Linked DNA regions of Mus musculus: region 2 is linked to region 1. Evidence: chromatin loops called from intact Hi-C (ENCODE). Cell type or tissue: heart. All regions are shown on one strand.

Evidence for each region. Hi-C counts contacts between places; a loop is a spot of excess contacts. Peaks named below come from ENCODE experiments on the same cell type or tissue, not always from the same donor. Only the 100,000 strongest peaks of a DNase experiment are listed, where the experiment ranks them.
Region 2: a loop joins it to region 1, with 3 times the contacts of the local background. A loop is called at or near these places in 3 of 42 quality-filtered maps.

What each region holds. Positions count from the first base shown.
Region 1 is chr2:132,062,478-132,067,477 of GRCm38, forward strand. Slc23a2 (solute carrier family 23 (nucleobase transporters), member 2) reads right to left here. Exons shown (of 16, transcript NM_018824.2): 11 at 4,241-4,388; 12 at 2,887-2,992. Among named protein-coding and RNA genes, the nearest start is that of Gm31179, 35 kb to the left of the region's middle. In heart, a CTCF peak has its summit at 1,918 (motif pointing right); no DNase peak of the experiment used is centred here.
Region 2 is chr2:131,817,875-131,822,874 of GRCm38, forward strand. It overlaps 5330413P13Rik (RIKEN cDNA 5330413P13 gene), which reads right to left. Exons shown (of 3, transcript NR_029381.1): 3 at 2,132-5,000. Among named protein-coding and RNA genes, the nearest start is that of 5330413P13Rik, 27 kb to the right of the region's middle. In heart, CTCF peaks have their summits at 2,368 (motif pointing right), 3,350 (motif pointing right) and 3,562; a DNase peak (open chromatin) is centred at 3,317; H3K4me3 peaks cover 476 bases; H3K27ac peaks cover 670 bases.

The sequences.
Region 1 (5,000 bases):
CAGGGCCCCTGGTTGAAATGAGCTCCTGGGGGCTGGAGAGATGGCTCAGTGGTTAAGAGCACTGACTGCTCTTCCAGAGGTCCTGAGTTCAAATCCCAGCAACCACATGGTGGCTCACAACCACCCACAATGAGATCTGATGCCCTCTTCTGGGGTGTCTGAAGACTGCTGCAGTGTAGTCATATACATAAAATCAATAAATAACTCTTAAGAAAGAAAGAAAGAAAGAAGGAAAGAGAGAGAGAGAGAGAGAGAGAGAGAGAGAGAGAGAGAAATGACCTTATGGGCTGGAGTCATGGATCATGGATGCAACAGTTATACACACTGTTCCTGCTTCTCTCCCACTTTTTTCATATGACTTTTCACCCAAAACAGTTCACCAGAAGTACTTGTGACTCTACCTTCCTGAGTCACGTATATAGCACTCTTCCATTAGTGGAAGCACCTCCTCTTATGCTGTCTGACCACAAAAGGTGGTATAGTGAAGGGAGACCTAAGAATGCAAACGCTGGAGCCTGGCTGCTGGTCTGCTTACCCACTGCGCCTTTGAAAGTATCTGTACTACAGCTAGTACTTGGAACACGCCAGAAAGCCATGCTAAACTGGTATCAAGTGATGTATTCTAACATCTTGCTAGCTACTTTTACAGACCAAGGCACGGAGACCAAAGAGGTGACCTGCTGTGACCGTGATGAGAAAAAGGATGAAACAACATCCTGCTTGTGTTCTGTTGTCCTCTCTGTGGGGCACATGGCCCACACTTAGGAAGGTAGCTCATCTCTGATGAGAAGGTTATTTCCGAGTCAAGGAACGAAGTAACTGGATAAAAGCTGGAACAGCAGAGCTGCCATAAAATGCAGGCAGATCGGTGGAGGACAGACTAGCCTCCTTTCAAACCATGTCTGGTTCACTGGCTCAGCCCTGTCTGTCCAGAAGATTGCTACAGTGGACATGTTTTCTGAATGTGCTGTTGTCTACTAGTATATGACTGAGCCAGTCATTGTGACTGGGTAAGGGAAACTGTAACACTAACTTATTTAAGTGAACACCGCTACATGAAGCTACTGGCCATCATATTAGACAGTGTGGATCTAGACCTGGAACTGTAGGCCGTAGAAGCTGTGCCTTACTCATAAAGGTTGTTTGTCCCATGCCATTTAGCAGGATGAGAGGTCTAATATAGTGCAGAGCTCATACCCGCTTACCCCAAGCAGGGAGCCTTCCTAGCTAGCCACAGGGCTAGGGTCACATAGATATTTCTGCTCCAAGCCCCACCTCCCTGCTCTAAGGCAGATGTAGACTAGGGACTTGACTGTGAGTGTCTTGAATGGATACAGCTTCTGCCTGGAGAAATAAGGGATTCGAGCAATATAAATGATGGGGCTGAAGAGCTAGCTCAGTGGTTAAGAGCTCATCCTGTTCTTCCAGCACCCATGCTTGATGACTCACAGCTGCCTAGGGCTCTGCACCCAGGGGCGCTGGGGCTGCCTTCTGGCCTCCTGGGAATTGCACTGCATGACAAAGTCAGTGCTGTTGGGTGCCACTTCAGTAAGGCTGTACCATTCAAGGATCAGTCACCCCCTGAGCCACCACGGTCATGTTGTCAAGGGTATTTGTTTCCTTTCAGTGACCTTAGCTGTTCTGTGGCCTCTATAAGGATACAGAAGGATGGTGCTTGTTAAACAAAAGGCCCTCTCAGCAATTTTACAACCTGCCTATTTATAACTACTTATCTGCCCATAGGCTTATGGGAGAAGAGAGGCTCAGGGGTGGCTGGTTAATCCACACGGTGCCCATTCGACCGTACCTTCAGCTCCCCAGGCTCCACATCTGCTGCCTTTCGTAGGCAGCACTTGGGACTCCAGCAATGGCACTGAAGGAAGTACCTATAAAGTCTCCCTCCCTCCGAGCCATGTGCTGGGAGCAATGGGCAGCAGATGGTGCCATCGGTACACGTGAAGTTGAGCTTACGTCAGCCCTGCCTCTTATGGGAAGATCAACAAACAAGTCAGGTGTGCTTCCTGCATCTGGATGCTGCTCCCTCTCACCCGGATTTGTAATCAAGATGAACCAAACAGTACTGGGTTTCTTTTTATCTGGTTATAGAATCCTGCAGGGAGCTAGAGGTCAAACAGGTCTGGAAGGCTTCCGGATTGGCTGCCCCGGTAAGGAGACTTATGACTCATGCAACCCATAAAGAAAGGGGAGCCAATCTTAACAGTCTTTAGTTACACAACATCCAATGGCTGCTGGGCCAACCAGTACTCCACAACATCCTGGCAAGCAGCACTATTTGGCTGGACATGAAGTTTAATTGTGCATAATAAAGCTGACAGGTATAGAAGTAAGGCTTGGGGGCGGGGCAGCTGTAGGTTTAATGTCAGTAACTAGGGTCTGGTAGAGGGCTTGTAGGGTCAGATGAGTTTAGGAGTCAGGCCCAGGATCTGCTTCACTGTGACTCCACAGATTTCGTTGAAAAGGGATTCTGTCCCAGAAGTCAGAGACGTTATTTAATGTGACAGATGGTTTTCTGTAGTAACAGGCATCTCTCATCCAACATGCTCTGTTGAATTCTGGGGTCTTCCCTCATTCAGATGTAAACTCCAACTTTCTTTTTCATCATGCACCACCCACCCAAGCGCCTAAAACAGAGGCCTGACGCAGGCACAAGTTTAATCAATGTCTGAGACTGCAGGACACCACAGCTATACCCAGATGCCTGCTACTCCGATGGCCCAGAGAGGAGAGGTCTCCTAGCTGACACTCCAAACTCATCCAAGGGGAAAAGGAGATGGGGAAGGAAGATAATCACAAGGGAAGGGTCAGGTCAGACCTGTCATTGAAATAGACAGATGCTCAGCCATTTAATTAGGAAAACATTTATACCTTTGTAATTCCCAAAACTCCAATATTGGGACTGGAGGAGGTAGAGCCATTCCCGGTACCAAATATGCCATCAAGAACACAGGAAAGACCCTCCACGAAAATACCCCTAAAAGTATAAAAAAAAAGGGGGGGGAGAAAGAGAAACCGTCATTCCTGGGGAAACACTGCAACCAGCTCTTAATGTTTGAAACGTACAAGAATTATGCCCCCTTGGGAGGGGCGGGGTGCTAACCAGTGGCAGTTGCAGGATCTCAGGTCCCTTCCCTGATGGGCTGAGGACAACTCCCCATATGCCCAGCAACTCTAAGAAGGCTAGCTCCACACTGCCCATTAGACACAAATACTTTAAAATAATTTCAAATGAAACCAAAGAACTACTGAATCTAAAAGAAGCATCGGCTGTGCTTTGAAGTAAGACACATCAGTTTGATTCTTTGCTATTAAGATAGTTTCATTAGGAAAAACTGCTTTGTAACTACTGAAAAAAATTTTTTGTTTTGAAACTTTTAAATGAGCAGTCTCCTCACATGTAGCAGTTTTATTTGAGAGAACTGTGAAAAGCCTTACAGAGCCCCTGCCCACACTGGGTACAAGTCATGCTGACTTGTGTTGGAGGGGCAACGACAGGGAGGGGTGCCTTGTGCTCCTTTCTCTGTACCTTCCTTACGGTCAGTTCCCCAATCACTTACAGAAGCTAAAAAAGTGCAAACCCCACAGCTCATCAGACTCTTGATCTTCAGAGTTTTCACCTCTCCCTGTTGTCTGTTTCTGTGAATCATGACTGTGAACAGATCATCCTGAAGGGCAACTGAAATATATCCACTGACACACCTACAGCAGTTACTGTCTGATGCAAGACAAACGCCCTGCCATCGGCCTGACTCTGGCGGCCAGGACTGAATGGGAGAAAAACACAATTTCCTCAACTCAGAAAAAAACTCTGTAGACTCCATATAACCAGGAAGATGTTGTTCTACTACAAACAACCTAAAATTTGAGTTCTTGGGACAGGGCAGGGTGAGGTGAGCATTTGGGAAAATAAGACAACAGAAATCAAAGTAGACAATGTGTCTACTTTCAAAGCCAAGCAAAGAATGGCAACATGTATGCCTGTTTTGCTGAGTTTCATGTGTAAGTGGCTTCAAACTCATAAGGAACATATCCACCTCTCCTTTCAGCTGGAGAGACTGGGAGGAAGGGAGGTAGGATGCTGCTCTGTGCCACCGTGAGACAAGAAGGGTGCTGAAGCAGTGACTTGGCCAAAGACAAATGGCCATCCTGGTTTGTCTGTCATTATCCAGAGCTCTTGGCTTCTTCCCCAAGGCTAGATGAGCAGGTCTTTCTTGGGCCATACCTGTTTATTGCATGGATAGGCGGCGGCGGGGCACAGGAGAGCCTGGCACAGGCGTAGTAGTCACCGATGGACTCAATGATACTGGCTACGACGGCACTGAGCATGCCAATGACGCCAGCTGCAGAGACGGTGGGCATCCCCCACTGAACTGAGGAGGGAAGACAGCCATGAGAGACATGCCCACTTACCTCAGAGGCAGGCAAAGGTTAGAAGGATCTCAGAGAACTCTGCAACAGCTCTGCAGGATTTTGAAGCTCTTGGAAACTTGCTACTTTTAAATCTTAAATCATTGAGACACTAGATGTGTGGGAAGGTTACTGAGTTAGGGCCTTGGATGAGAGTTGACCCCTCGTCTTAAGAAAGCCATCACTTGGCTGGAAGAGGTGGGGAGTTCTCCCCCTCGCAGTTCTAATAACACTGCCTGCTATGGTGGAACAGAAATTTGTTTTGCTTTTGTTTTTTGAAATAAGGGTTCCTGGATATTCTGGTGCGTGTGTGCGTGCGTGCTTGTGTGTGTGTGTGTGTGTGTGTGTGTGTGTAGGCAATCCCCCTGCCTCAGGTTCCAGAGTGTGGGGATTACAGGGCTGGGATTACATTCCTGACTTGGAATAGAAATTTGTCCCAGGGGTTTATAGTTCAGTGGTAGGAATCAGGGTAAAAGGTACTGGCACCAGGTACTCTAATCTGACAATCAAGTGTGCCACAGCCCTACCTCCTTGTTACTGGCAAGCTTGTTTGTTGTCAGAGTATACTACAAATA
Region 2 (5,000 bases), 240 kb before region 1:
TTGGATCCTGTTATAGATGGCTGTGAGCCACCATGTGGTTACTGGGAAATGAACTCAGGACCTCTGGAAGAGCAGCCAGTGCTTTTAACTGCTGAGCCATCTCTCCAGCCCTTCTTCCTCGTTTCTTGATGGTGATTAGAATTTGACACACTGTTCTTGAGATCAGTCTTTCTCTGTAGCCCAAGCTAATCTTGAATTCGCTGACCTTCCAGCCTCAGCCTTCCAGGTGCCAGGATTAAAATGCTGCACTGCTGAGCCAGCTTGTCAGGCATTTCTTAAAATGGCCTCCTGTTTTCGTGTCATAGTTTGTAAATCATCATTCCTCTGAGGTCATTAAGGACATTTACGGGGTGACCATTTAGACTCCCAGCTCTGGATCTAGGGTCTATGTTTATGGAAGATAAAGGGCACAGCCGCATTTGCAAAGTGCCAGGTGCCTGCAGGTTTCCCAAGTCCCACTACTCATTCCCCCGCCCCCAGTAATTCAAAACTCCATCTTTAAAGTATAAGAAATGTCACGGCATCAAGCAAGCACATGTCACATAGACATACATGCAGGCAAACACTCATGTATAAAATAAAATAAGATACATCTCTTAAAATAATCATAATTAATAATAATGATACAGGAAAATCTATGTGCATGAACCTGCCTCTTGACTCTCCTTTCAGATACTTCCCACTGATCTGTCTAATTTGCTCAAATGCTTATAATTTCACAACGTTTTAATAATTGGTAGAATTATCCTATCTCATGATTCTTCCTAGAAAAGGTTTTCTAGCTATTCTTTTTTGAATTGACCAATAGTAATTGAGTGTATTATGGGAGTACATGGTGAGTCTTGTTTTTGTTTTAAGACCGCCCCTGTGTTGCCTAGGTTGGCCATAAACTATGGTCTTTCTACTTCAGCCTCCAAAGCCTGGCATTATAAGCATACGCCACCATGACCCTCTGTGATGGTTTGAATATCCTTGGACCAGGGAGTGGCACCATCTGGAGGTGTGGCCTTGTTGGAATAGGTGTGACCTGGTTGGAATGGGTGTGTCACTGTGGGTGTGGGTATAAGACCCTCACCCTAGTTGCCTGGAAGTCAGTCTTCCACTAGCAGCCTTTGGATGAAGACATAGAACTCTCAGCTCCTCCTGTACCATGCCTGCCTGGATACTGCCATGCTCCCACCTTGATGACAATGGACTGAACCTCTGAACCTGTAAGCCAGCCCCAAGTAAATGTTGTTTTTTATAAGACTTGCCTTGGTCATGGTATCTGTTCACAGCAGTAAAACCCTAACCAAAACACCCTCCCATGAATATAATGTAGGATGGTCAAATTTAGTTAATGTACAAATCACTTCACATTCTTGTTTTTGTAGGAAAAAAATATTTTAAATGTATTCTCAGTAACTTTGAAGTATAGGATAGATAATTATTAGCTCTGCTCATCATGAATTTAGTATGAAAGACTCATGTTTTTGTGAGCCTTAGAAGTAATAAACTTCGTTCTCTCCTCCACAAATCCTTATGGGCGATTGCATTATGGCCCCATTCACCTTACATTTTACTTGGCTATGTTTACGACTTGGAATCTTTCAGTCTAAGCATACAGTTCGCATTTCCATTTGTCTAAGTCCCTGGTCTTCAGAAGCCTTTTGGAGTCCTGTTACTTTATCCCTTTTACATTAAGTTTAAGCCCAAGGCTTTCTCTTTTGCACCTCCAGGATGGACAACCTGTCTCTTTCCAAACTTGCACGAGGGTGAGTCTGTTGTTTTTTCTTAAAGCATGGTGCTGGTGTGGGGGTTGGATGCAAATGTTGTTTCTAACTAAGGGTATGTCCAGCAACCCCTTTTTACTTAGTACTTACTATGAAATTTAACATGCATGTTTTCTAGATGCTTAAGAAAGACGCCATCACATCTAGTCCCTTGGGTTGAAACTAAGTAAATCTCATTTTAATTAGTCTTAATGTATATGTTCCAGGAATAGAGTATTAATGATCTTTTGAGTCTCATATAAAATGCTTTAATACTTCCCTTATCAAACATTGTGAAGTTTAACAGAAAATTAAAGGGAATAACCAGCCTATTTTGTGACACATAGTGTCCATAAATATCACAAGTGCATATGACTATTGATATAATTAATAAATTTTATTTTACTTATAGTTTTACAAATTGTGGGAATTTCAGGTGAATCTGTCCCTTTTAATGTGGCTTCACCCTTGTGAGGATTTGAAATTTAAAACATATTTATTTCATAATATTTTTGTATATTTGAGAACTTTAATATAGTTTGCTAATATCTGGGTGAGAAATTTGGGACTCACAGTAAGTGCTTGAATTCCTGATCCTGCACTACTCTCACTGAACACTGGGGGGCAGCATTGTGAAAGAAACCCAGCAAGGATCCTCCAAAGCGTCATGAAATGTTCATACAGTTAAACCTTAAGTTGAAGGTCTGTCCTTGCCATTTCAGACTCTTCCCAAACTGTTTTTATTAAGTGTTTCGTGTATAAAAATCACACAATAATAATAATTCAGTAAGAACGATGAGAGTACCGTCAAATCCCTCACTTTGATCTTGACTCAGTCTTTGCCGCTGACCATGCTGTAGGAAACTGTAGCCTGCCACTGGCCCCGCCCTCCAGCCGTTACCGCTCTCTGCTTCCTTTCCATAGTGCATATCGAATCCTAGCGTTTTTGATAATTTCCTTCTTATGGTTTCAGGTCCCAAACTTTAGCGCCTGAAGTGTAAGTTCTCAGGAGACGGTTTCGTCCTAATATGTATACCACAAGCCCGAGAGAGATGTACAGCAAGTGTTTGCTGAGTAAATGATTGGTGCTGATGGGGGTTTGTAATGATGGTGGCAAGGGCTTTGAAGGTGGTTATAGTGGAGATGGCAGTGGGTCAGCACAAGAATCAGCAGCTGATGCTGTAGCCGTTGCCATGATACTTACCTTCTTATGGTTGGCAAGGGTGATCTGGGAAGATGGAATCCAAACCTAAGACCAGATGACTTCTAGAAGGTTCTAGAGATCTCAACCTCTGAAAGAGCTTTGTCAGCGTGTGAGCTCTGGCATTCAATTCCTAAGTGGAAATAGGGAGGATTGGTCCTCATGTGCATGTATATACATGTGCATATATATATATATATATGGGGTAGGGTGGGGTGGGGGCACCACACTCCTGCATTCCGGTCACAATTGAGGCTCCAAAGAGAAGAAAACACATCAAACCTACAGATCAGCCCAGCACATGACTGGGTGAGGAGCCACAGGCAAAACTGTGCCTGCTTATGTTTAACACCAAGGGCCCAGGGAGGAGCTGCTTGCTGTAAAGTGAAAAACTGAGCCAGCAGGGGGAGCTAGAGGGAGAAAACGGTGGATGGCTATGATCAAAGTACATTATATAAACATGAAATTTTCAAAGAGTAAAATATATGAAATACTTTGGAGGGGTTTTTGCTTTAAAAATACGATTTTTTAAGATTTATTTTTATATGCAGGGCATGCGAGGTGTCTGGGGAATGGGGGCTGCCTGTGGAGGCCAGGAGAGTGCCTTGCATCCCCTAGAGATGGGAGTTGCAGGTGGCTATGAGCAGGGCCTCTTGGAGGAGACACAATGGTTCTTAGCCACAGAACCATCATCTCTCAAGCCCCAAGGGATGGTACAAGGGAACCAGAACTTTCCAAGGGTGACTGGCCACCAGAGGGAGGAAGTGTTGGAGGCAGGCAGAGTTGGGAAGGAGAATCACCATGAGGGAAACATTATGAAATTTGACCTGCGTTCCATCATTTTATATGCTAATTGAAAGCTAAATGAATCAGTAAAAGAAAATTCTATTAACGAATGCACTCTATTCATGAACTGCAGGGTTGGCTAGACTCCTGGAACGCATACCAGACACTGAGAAACCTGCCTGCCATCCCTGCCCAGGCTCCTTAGGATTTTCAACAAACCATAGTCACCCAGATTGGCATGTGTGAGATCAATCTACACTGTCCCAGGCAAGCAGCCCCCAGCCTCTTCAACACAAAAGCCAAGCACAAGGGTATTGTGCTAGAAATGCAAGCCCACGAGGTAATCATGGGAGAATCAGGCTCAGAGGCAGCAGAGGAAGAATTCCTGCATCCCAGATACTCAGACCATGGAAAGGGAAGATACAGTCCAGATGTCTCCTGACCAATGTGCCTCTCTTCCAGGGAGGGTGTGGTTAGCAGGGGCTCATCAAAGAGTCTGGGGAGCCCTGGCCTAGGCCAGGTACCGGGTTCTTCTGGATACTGGTGTCACTGGGATCTCAGAGTGCACTTCTGCTCAGAGAAAGTTTAAATTACAATGTCATCCCAATACATCTAGGCAGATGGAAAAGAAAGAGCCAGCCATTAATGGAAAGTAACTAAGCCTCATTAAAGTCCGAGAAAGTCATGTCCATACACTGATAGCCACAGCCCTCCAGTGTCTCAGGCCAGCAGAGAGAGAAGTCCTGGCCATAAGGGGCCTTCCTCTGGCCTTACATGGACTTTTCAGCCTCCTCCTCCTCTTCCTCCTCCTCCTCTTCTTCCTCCTCCAGACCTCTGTAGATGTTAAGGGCTCTTAGATTTCACCTAGTGTCTTCTTCCTTCCCCCTGACTTTTCTTTCACTCAGGGATCACTCATATGCAGAATCAGTGTGCTCCTTGAGCCCCACACTGTCTTTCTGCCCCGACACTGCACCTCCAAGCCCTGGAACCTACTCTTCCCACCAGATCCCTTGAGGCCCTCCTCAAAGCCCTAGAGCCTGCTAACAGGCTCACTTCCTTCCTCAGACAGCTGTCGCTGCCTCCTCATATAGACTCACAACCATTGTTAGAGGGATGTCTAACAGCATTGTGGTTGTGCTAAGATCCACGGAATAGCACCTGCTATGTTAGGTTAGGGGCTGGAAAGACAGCTCAGGGGCATCTTGCAGAAGACCTGGATTTAAGATGTCAAAAGCCTTCCTGCCTCTCACAGACACATGCAG